2 separate regions of the Homo sapiens genome follow, and region 1 is linked to region 2. Evidence: read pairs that join two places in POLR2A ChIA-PET (ENCODE). Cell type or tissue: IMR-90. All regions are shown on one strand. Links, peaks and the distances in the headings refer to the core of each region. The heading gives the core; the rest is flanking DNA. Region 1 has its middle 8.3 kb from the start of TARBP1. Region 2 overlaps TARBP1 (tRNA guanosine 2 -O-methyltransferase TARBP1).

What was found. Peaks named below come from ENCODE experiments on the same cell type or tissue, not always from the same donor. Only the 100,000 strongest peaks of a DNase experiment are listed, where the experiment ranks them.
Region 1: POLR2A ChIA-PET joins it to region 2 with 12 read pairs; 9 of 35 experiments call an interaction of 5 or more read pairs at or near these places.

Annotation. Positions count from the first base shown.
Region 1 is chr1:234,484,754-234,490,129 of GRCh38, forward strand. No RefSeq gene overlaps it. Among named protein-coding and RNA genes, the nearest start is that of TARBP1, 8.3 kb to the left of the region's middle. RefSeq lists a silencer at 2,297-2,386 and an enhancer at 3,810-3,869. In IMR-90, for the core only: a CTCF peak has its summit at 2,383; a DNase peak (open chromatin) is centred at 2,398; H3K27ac peaks cover 387 bases.
Region 2 is chr1:234,428,785-234,434,160 of GRCh38, forward strand. It overlaps TARBP1 (tRNA guanosine 2 -O-methyltransferase TARBP1), which reads right to left. Exons shown (of 30, transcript NM_005646.4): 14 at 4,626-4,787; 15 at 1,303-1,517; 16 at 632-893; 17 at 352-540. Among named protein-coding and RNA genes, the nearest start is that of TARBP1, 48 kb to the right of the region's middle. RefSeq lists a silencer at 4,892-4,961. In IMR-90, for the core only: no CTCF peak of the experiment used is centred there; a DNase peak (open chromatin) is centred at 4,987.

The sequences.
Region 1 (5,376 bases), core at 276-5,275, 56 kb after region 2:
GCCAGGCATGGTGGCATGCGCCTGTAGTCCCAGCTACTCTGGAGGCTGAGGCAGGAGAATCCCTTGGACCTGGAGGCGGAGGTTGCAGTGAGCTGAGATTACCCCACTGCACTCCAGCCTGGGCGACAGAGTGAGACTCCATCTCAAAAAAAAAAAAAAAAAAAAAATACCCCCCCCCCGCAAAAAAATTGGGATTTGGTTTTAATTCATTTGTATACTAAATATCAACATTATTACCAGAAGCATGTTAGTTACTCAATAAGTACTTAACCTGGATGAATAAAAATTCAGCATTTTATAGTGATAGAATTCTAAGTTAATCAGCTGGAAAATTTCTAGTGACATAATTACCCTTGAAACATGAACATTTGCAAGCTGAAATCGTTGTGGCCTGGTTCAACATGAAACAATACGCAGCTTTGATACACAGAGGCGATCCAGCGTGTGAACAGCCAGCTACCCCTCCGCATCCTCATGGAGATGAATAGTTGCATTGGAAGCCATATGTGAATAGGATTTAGAATAGTTTTCTTTCCTCATTCCTTGCAATTTTCCTGCTTCATCCATAGATGAATTAGGGTCGTGACTGTTATTTTAACATCAAAAGCAGGTGTACTATGGATGAGTGTCTGAGTTTTCCTCCCTTTAAAGTAGTAGAGTTTAGTTACTTCAGTCTAGCTCACGTATCCCTTACACCAGGGGTCCCTAACCCCTGGGCCATGAACCGCTACCCCTCCGTGACCTGTTAGGAACCAGGCTGCACAGGAGAAGGTGAGCTGCAGGCGAGTGGGCATTATCACCTGAGCTCCGCCTCCTATCAAATCAGCAGCGGCCTTAGATTGTCTTACCACCTGAGCTCCGCCTCCTATCAAATCAGCAGCCACCCCCACCTTCCCGGCTCCATGGAAAAATTGTCTTCCACGAAACCTGGTCCCTGGTGCCAAAAAGGTTGAGGACTGCTGCCGTACACCCAAAGTCAGCCGCATCCTCTGTTTCCTCGGGCAACAAATATGTACAGTTTTTAAAAAGAGGCCTGTGCTCTGGGCACGGTGGCTCATGCCTGTAATCCCAGCACTTTGTGAGGCCGAGGCATGCGGATCACCTGAGGTCAGGAGTTCGAGATCAGCCTGACCAATATAATGAAACCCCGTCTCTACTAAAAATACAAAAATTAGCCGTTCATGGTGGCATGCACCTGTAATCCCAGCTACTCGGGAGGCTGAGACAGGAGACTCGCTTGAACCCAGGAGGCGGAGGTTGCAGGGAGCCAAGATCGCGCCATTGCACTTCAGCCTGGGCAACAAGAGCAAAACTCCGTCTCAAAAATAAAAATCAAATCAAATCAAATCAAATAAAAAAGAAGCCTGTGCTTTTGTCATCCTGGATGGGAACGTCCAGCAGGGGCCTCCGAGAAGTCATTTTCTGCCCTGAGATCCCTCCTCCACCTCTGCATCCCACAGCTCTGACTACACTGGTTCCAACAAACTTAGAATGTAGAGGTGTTATTGACTACACCTTATATTTTAAAACTCACCATAAGGTGTCTAAAAATGGCTTTTTATTTCCTTCTGATCTGAAATGGTGCACCTATAGATGTGATTGCTCTGCTGCATCTCTGACTTTAATTCTGACTCTTCTCACTTTCCCAACTTGAAATGGACACTGCTTCCTTCTTAGTAAGGGTAATGGAGAAAGGAGCAAGAGTAAAAGGGAAATAGAAAGCATAAGTCAGGGAAGCTGATCCAGATAAATGTTCTTTCAAATGTCTCCTTCCTTCACGAGTGTTTGCATGGGGCCAGCCATGGTGGCTCTTGCCTGTAATCCCAGCACTGTGAGGCAGAAGCAGGAAGATCCCTTGAGGCCAGGAATTTGAGGCCAGCCTGGGCAACATAGGGAGACCCTGTCTCTACCCCAAAAAAAGAAAGCTGGGTGTGGTGGTATGTGCCCGTAGTCCCAGCTACTTGGGAGCCTGAGGCAAAAGGATCACTTGAGCCCAGGAGATTGAGGCTGCAGTGAGCTGTGATTACACCACTGCATTCCAGCCTGGGTAACAGAGTGAGACCCTGTCTCTACAAAAAAGAAAAAGAGCATTTGCATGGACTCACTGTTTGGGATTTTCAAGGCACACACTGCAGGTGCTTAACAGTCTTTTGTAATACCATGAGGGAAGCACTGGGCAAGGGCGCCATGGCACTGTGAGGGCTATAGGACTACGTAATGAATGATAACAATGTTGACCTGAGAGAGGTACACAGAGCTCCAACCCCACTGAAAAGATGCTTCTTAAATGCACAAATCTTGCATGCGTTCATGGTCCAGAATGCACAGGCAGTTGCATAACCAAAAACTAGCATCTGTTCAGAAGCTGACATTTCTCTGGACATTAGATGGTGCTGTTGTCAGCGCAGTGTGCTTTTTCCATCCTTTCAACTAAATGTTCATAGTTGCAAAGTGGAAAACAAGTATAAAAAGAAAGGAAATAGCAATTACATAGCAAGACTTCAGCTATAGCTTTCAGCTGTTTACGTCTAAGGCTCTAAGAAAGGGAAGGAGATTCTTGATAGGCTCTGTCTGAAATTTTTGCCTTCTGATGTTCCCCCGAAAGCCCTCAGAGAACCTCCGTGGAAAAATGCAGCTGCAGAATCATTAACACGTTTATGTTAAGTGCGATATCTAGAAAACTCAAATTCCCAGTGAGGATCTGTGGCAGACACCATTCATTATTAACCCCACAACCATCCTCCCTTCTCCCTCGCTGTCAAACCCTCATTTTTCTCAGGATGGCAACATACTGGCCCTTGGCCAATGGCTTATGTTTAGGCAGCAAACAGGACAAGCCTGTTCCCTGCTTCTCCAACCATCATTACAAGTCGGGCAATGGGTGCTCTCTGTGTCCTAGTCTTGGACAATGAGACATAAGCAGCAGTCTGCTAGGGATGTGTCTGGGAAAGCTTTTGCTTCTGATAAAAGGAAAGAAACCATTGTTGCCACAGTTCTCCTCTGTTCCTTCCTGCCTGATCACAGAGTGCTCTCTGGACCTATAGCTGCCAACTTGAACCCATGAGAGAACAAGCACGAGATGACAAACACCACAAGAAAAGTCGCAGGGGAGAAAACGCAGAGGGAACCTGGGTTCCTTGAAGCCATTCAACCAATGCTAGCAAATATCTATTTCTTGATAGTCTATAATATGAGAAAAATAAGTCCCTGTTTGTTCAAGCTTCCCTTGTTGAGTTTTCTATATTTCTCTCTGGTACAGGACTCCCACCCAGTTGCTTATCATTTAGTCCTGCTAGCTCCATTAGTTTTGACCACCTCCCGCTTTCCAGGGTTAGGGGCCTCTTCCTAACGGATTGCCACCATCATTTCTGCCTTGAAACTGACATTCACTGTTGCCCAGACTTGATCGTTTAGACCTATAAAGAAACAGAAACCAACAAGTAGAATCACCAGAAATCTTTAATCACTGGGAGACACATGTTCATACTGAATGCCTGGGCCTCACCCCAGACCAATTCATCTAGAAACTCTGAGTACAGGGCACAATCATCTATACATTTTTTTAAGGTTCCACAAGTGGATTGAGAACTGCTGGTCTTACTCATACGTTCCCCACTCACATGGCAGATATGCATAATAAATTGCCAAGGAAAGGAGGGAAAATAGTTAAGTATTGGGATAAGCCATCCTTTCAACATTCAGCAAATCATTCCATTATATATAGATACTGTCTCACCTTGGCTTGGTCGGCCTTGCTCTTTGGCTGATGGACATAAAGAGAAGCACGGACTACTTAGAGGTTCACTGGACTAACCAAAGGGAGGAAAGGGTGGCCCGCCCAATCTCATGGTGTCTCCAAGACCATGTTCATATCATACTGACTGCTTCTGTGTGTGTCGCCTGAGACTCCAGTAAAACTGCTATGAACAATTGGAGTCACCAAATTTCCCATCAGTTTGTCTTTTAAACACAATCTAAAAGCATTTTAAAAAGAAAAAAAAAGTTCTTATTTCTGCTACTAGCTACTTTCATTTCCTTTTTTTTTTTTTGCTTTTCTGCAAACAAACCAAAAAAAAGCCTATGCTTAAGTGGGCTGCACCGTGTCAGTATCTGTAAGGTAATCCATGGAGGCTCCTTCTGGTCCTGGGTCTGGCTTCTTTAGTCTTCAGTCAAATCCATAAGGGTTTGGCAGGCAGAGAATGCAGGATTAAGCCTGCCCATCCAGCCTGCTTCTGAGGCAAAATCAGAATTCTCAGGCTCTCTGCCACTGTCAGAATCGCTCACTCTTCTGCTTCTGACAGAGGAAAGAGATGGCAATAGATTCAGTCACACAAGGATTCCTGTTAAATGATGAATTGTGATGCCATAGAAGGCCGCACATCACTGCGGGGAGAAGTCAAAGCCCAGGGAGTTCTCGCCAGTGTGAGCACGCCAGAGGGGCCTTTAATAGCTGCATTTGCAATAAAGAAGGAGGTGAAATCCATTACCGGCTGTCTTTATTTTGCTAGCCCACTGATAAGCGATTGAAGTCTAGAGAAAGCGCTTCCAAGCACGTTTTACCTGCTCCATTTAGCCAGAGACTTGGACATATCAGGCCAATCAAATCATCACCAATAGCAGGAGCTACGGAGGTACTAATAGCTTTTCCTGGAATACTGGGAATTCCCTTTCCCTACTTTGTAAGTAGGTATCCTTAGAGAGGGTCTGGCAGAGAGTTTTAAATTTTTGTACCAGGACTCAGAGCCAGAGGGCACTGACTGCCTATTAAGTAGACGTTACTGATTCCTCAGGAGGGTGTGACAGGCTCTTAAGGTGAGCTACTGAAACAGTTTTCAAGGTTTCCCACTTGAGGTAGTGTATGGGTTTTTTTTTTTTCTACTTAGGGCAAAAATGGCTTACACCTCACAAAACAGATGCCATTGGCATCAGTCCCCTCTGCAAGGCAGTTTGCAGGCTTTGTCCTAGTTCTCCTGCAGTGTGGCATCTATGTTTTCTTCCCACTTAAACATGTTGTCTGCTGGGTTCTTTCTTGGTAAATGAGGATGTTTTAGGATGACAGTAACACTATACTGGTGAACTCTTAAGTAAGACAGATTGCCCCCCATAGTGTGGGTGGGCCTCATGCAATCAGTTGAAAATGTGAATAGAACAGAAAGATCAGCCTCCCAAGCAAAGGGGAATTCCACCAACGGACAGCCTTCAAACTTCATCTGCACCATCAGCTCTCCTGGGTCTCCAGGCTGCCAGCCAATAGTGCACATTGGGACTTGCCAGCCTCTATAATCGCATGAGCCAATTCCTTGTAATAAATCTCTTTCTATATACGCATACATCTTATTGGTTCTGTTTCTCTGAAGAATTCTACTACACAAGAGT
Region 2 (5,376 bases), core at 180-5,179:
ATCCGCCCGCCTCAGCCTCTCAAAGTGGTGGGATCACAGGCATGAGCCACCCCGCCTGGCCAGATTTCCCAACAATTAAAAGTTGCCAGGTAATCAAAATTTTAAACACTGTATGAACCAAACAAACCGTTTCTGAGGCAGATGTGGCTCCAGGCTACCGTTTTGTACCTTCTCTTCTACATCTGTCAGATTTTCTCATTCTTACTCTTGATATTTAAGAAGGTTCAAAAATATTTTTGACTGAAGGAATAAAGAGCCAAAAATCTAATTGTGAATACAACTCTCATGTTCCTCATGTGCTGAAGCTCACACACATGAAAAGAAAAGCAAAAAGAAAAGAAAGTTAGTTACCTCTTTTATTTTGAAATATGCCTGGCCCTTGATTTTGGCAGCAATGGTAAGAACTTTGTTATCAAAAACAAACTGAACAAAAGCTTTTAAATTAGCCCAGAATATCAGCTGAGTGTTGCTTAAAGAAGATATAATTTTCCACGCCATGTCAAAAGACTCTATGCAGAGTGATTCAGAGGAAGTCAGAAGCTGGTAGGAAAAAAAAAAATACATACTTATTTCAAAAACTTGATCGCCACTCCTATAGTTACTGTTCAATTCATGTTTCACTCTATCTTACCTTGGGAACCAACACTTTCAAGCAATGGAACACTGGTAAAACTTGATCAGAAGAAAGAACTGTGAGGGCTTCTAGTGCAGACTGCAAAGTCCTTATTGGCATCTGAACGGCAGGTAGAAACGGTTCCAGAATTTCACTCCCTGTGGTTGGTATAAGGGTGTGATATTTTTTCAACAGGAAAGAGAGGCACACCCATTGATCATGAATATATTGTGCAACTATTTTTCCCCATCCTTGGGAAGATGACGATTCTTCCAAAACACTGAAATAAAAAATAAAGTTACTAGGCCATACTTCCCCAATTTGCCTCCACGTCTTTTGCACGTAGCACACTATCCTTTCTAAAGGTGGGGGGGGGGGGGCAGTGTACAGATATAAATGGTCATTATCAAACAGCCTATCTACCAAAAACTAAGGAAACCACATAAACCTTAATTTTCTAACTTCTCTGAAAGTAGGTACTTTTGCTCATCTGAAATGATTCAGTGAAAACTAGATGCAGAAAAGTCAGCAAGTCTCCAGTAACAGAGATGAATAATGTTATACCACACTTTCATCCTGAATGGAGCTTCAGCCCCAAAATTCTATAACTTTATAAGCAATGTTGGGCAATCATGAACTCACGGTGACAACAACAGAAATGGATTTTTAAGCCTTAACCTTCCCTGTACCTGCTGCACTCCAAGGGGTGAGCATAACTGCTCTGCTCCTCTGCGTGGGGCTTCTGCAGCGTCTGATTGAGCTGAAGAGAGGAAAGGAAGCTTTCCAGGGGCCCAGCATGGAGAGAGTCCAGCTGCAGCTCAGGCTTCTGGTCTATGGCCTCACACACCATGGCCAAGGCAGCCATGCTCACTACTCTCTGAATCTGACTTCCAACTGTTGGCTCCTGAAAAGGAAATGTGACAATGTTTTATTTAATATGCACAAGTCTTAATCAGTAATGACCTCAGTTGCCAGTCTATGGAAAGCTCAAGCTCTCCTTTTCCCTCTTCCTGCCTGCTCCTGAATATCAGGAGAAATAAAAGGAAATCCAGTACACATCATTCACTTCCACTACTTCTCTACAGATTGGCAGTGAACAATTTTAAAGTAGCAATAAGAACTCAGCAATTTAGATTAAGACAACAATGGGATCTTTTCATCTGGTAAACAGGTACCTGGAACTAGTACATGACAGATTCGCTACGTACAGAACCCAAAGCTGTGTGTAAGTCCTTCTTGACCTTTCTCCTACTCGCATACACATCTGCATGCAGCATTCCTATGGGTGAGCCTTATTTTAACTGTCTGCTGAAACATGTTAAAAAAAAAAATAAAAGGCTCCAGGTTACAAATAATTCCTTCTATCAGCTGCACGCTACTTTTGGAGAAGTCACGTAGTCCAGCAGTTAAGAGCTGGACTCAGGAACCACAAAGCCCAGGTCTGAATCCTAGCTCTGTGCTACTACCAGTATGAGTGTAGACATACTACACCTTAGTTTTCTCATCTGTAAAATGGGGACAGTAACAGAATCTACTTCACGGGGTTATTGTGAAGATTAAGCAAATGGGTTACTGCATGTAAAACACTTGGAACTCTACACGTAGGAAAGGAGGGTAGCCAAGACAACCTGGTCTATACTTAAAGAGAAAATCGACAATCTCTCACCAAGCTAGGAGTGCAGGCAAGAAGTCAGACACAGAAAACAACAGCACTGAGAGATTACAGCAGTTCCCTCAAATACTGCCAACCAGTAATGTCTGTATCAGAAAGGAAATTTCTACTTATTCCATACCCCTCTTTCACTCTCCAAAAATAAATCAACCATCTCTACAGAAAAATTTTACATATCAACACTGCCAACATATGAAATAGAATTTAGTGTTACCTTTGAGCCAACTATCGTCCCTGCTAACCTTAATGTAATTCAGTGAATTACTAAAGGAAGCCGATTTTTAAGAATAAGAGTTACTGTGGCATGGTTCATGGTTTGGTTGTATATTTAGAACTCACAATGTTCTTTCATAACACTAACAGACTAATAGGTACTAGACAGGATGCTGAAATATTAATCATCGTCTTTATCATTTCCTCCTAGAATTAAATTATTAAAGCAATCGAGTATCTTCTTTGTTTTTCTTAGTAGCCTGGATTAGTTACACTGATTGAGTTCAACTTATTAAACACTTACCACATGTTAAGTGAAAATGGCTAACTTTTATTGAGGACTGTCTATCTGCCAGGTACAGTTCTAAAGACTTAACATGAATGAGCTTTCTTTAATTCCCACATCAACTCTATAATCCCCATTTTGCAGGTGCAGTAAATGAGACACAGAGGGGTTAAATAATGTAGGTCACACAGCAAAAATAAAGCCAGAATTCAAACCCAGCAACTCTAACTCCAAAGCCTGTGCTCTTCATTACTAAGCCTTATTGTGCCATGTTTAAGAAATGCCTTGGCCAGGCGTGGTGGCTCACGCCTGTAATCCCAGCACTTTGGGAGGCCGAGGTGGGTGGATCACCTAGGTCAGGAGTTCGAAACCAGCCTGGCCAACATGGTGAAACTCCATCTCTACTAAACACACAAAAATTAGCCAGGCATGGTGGCGGGCACCTACAATCCCAGCTACTCAGGAGGCTGAGGCAGGAGAATCGCTTGAACCTGGGGGGCCAAGGTTGCAGTGAGCCAACTGCACAACTGCATTCCAGACTTGGCAAAAGAGCGAAACTCCGTCTCCAAAAAAAAAAAAAAAAAGCCTTGAGGCCAGGCACGGTGGCTCACACCTACAATCCCAGAACTTCAGGAGGCTGAGGCAGGCAAATTGCTTGAAGTCAAGAGTTCGAGACCACCCTGGCCAACATGGCAAAACCCCAACTCTACTAAAAATACAAAAATTAGCCGGGCATGGTGGCACACGCCTGTAGTCCCAGCTACTCGGGAGGTTGAGATAGGAGAACTGCTTGAACCCAGGAGGCTGAGACTGCAGTGAGCCAAGATCACGCCACTGCACTCGGTCTGGGTGACAGAGCGAGACTCTGTTCAAAAATATATATATATAGGAAAAGATATATATGCATACATTACTCCAAAAACAAGAAAGATGGAAATACACACTACAAGTGAGGCATAAAGAGCAACAGGAAGATGAAAGAGAGTGAGATACTAATCGAAGAAGACCTCTAAGAGAAAAGAGATTCCAGTTGGTCCATAAAAGGGGAGACCAGATGCTGCCAAGTGTATGCTGGAGGAGAGGGCACTCATTCTCCACGGAGGGACCAGACTGAATGACAGCCTCCATGAGGAAGATAGGACACATGCTTGTGATTTGTAAAACTCTAAGTAGCCTAGAGTGGCTGCAACGTCACGGCACTGTGGGAAGGAGGGGGAAAGGCATTAGACAGTGGACAGCTAGGCTGAAAAATGAGGTAGGAAGCCAAGCATGGAGGGCAATGATGTCAGACTATAAAATGTCCTTTACTGGACACGTTTGGGCAAAAGACCTAGTACAGGTGAAATGTCTATATCTAAATGATTTTAAGATGATGCCTCTTATATGTTTAATATTATATTAAGAGTATCACCTGTAATCCCAGCACTTTGGGAGGCCAAGGCAGGCGGATCACGAGGTCAGGAGTTCGAGACTAGCCTGGTTAACATGGTAAAACCCGTCTCCACTAAAAAATAGAAAAATTAGCCAGCCATGGTGGCACACACCTGTAATCCCAGCTACTCAGGAGGCTGAGGCAGGAGAATCACTTGAACCCAGGAGGTGGAGGTTGCAGTGAGCCAAGATGGTACCACTGCACCCCAGCCTGGGTGACAGAGCCAGACTCCATCTCCAAAAAACAAAAAGTATCAATCTTAACTACATCTTATCACTAGAGGGTATATTTTAAAACTGAATTTTAGTTAACGCTTTGTATGGTATCAAAATAGTGTATAAGAACTGAATATGTATTCCCTGTATGCCTTATTCAAGATAACTACAAACCTTGAATCAAAGAGGCTTACCTGTCCACTGTCCATCTCTTGAAGATGCTGAATGGATGCATTTTTCAAAAGAGAAATAACTCTCCAGATAGGGTTACCCCTTTTCCACCCAACCTTCAAATGCAGATTTATAAGCTCAGTTAACACCATCAGGTATAAATGGCAACGATCCAGATCTGAAACCTAAGACAAGGATTAAAACACTTAAGGGTACAAGCAAGGTCCATGATTTTCACAAAACTACAAGCCTTCAGGCAGGAGAAGTTTACTTAAAGGACCACAACAAGACACTGATGAGAAAATAAGTTCTTTTCTCCAAGCAGCCTTCCATAACCTCCCACGCAGAGCTAAGGACTTCCTTCTCTGTGCTTACACAGTGACTGTGCATTCAGCACAATTATGGTGCATTTCACAGTTGAGTCATCTGTCTCCCTACCTATGAGGGAGACCTTAGATGGCAGAAATTACCATCTACCAATTCTTATGTCCCTAGGGCTAGTACATCATAAATAATAATGATAATGGTTATAGCAATGACTACTTCCACTGTTTACAAAAATCACTTCTCACAAAAAAGATCACTGTCCCACTTTCATAAGACAACTAAGTTTCAGAGAGGTTAAACAACTTAAATGCACATTTTTTGACTCATAAACCCAGAAAAAAATGGGTTCAGCTCTACCATGCACCAGCCCTGTGACATAGGACAAGTTATTTAACTCTTCACTACTAAGCCTTATTGTGTTAAGATCTCATAATTCAGGTGGGGAGA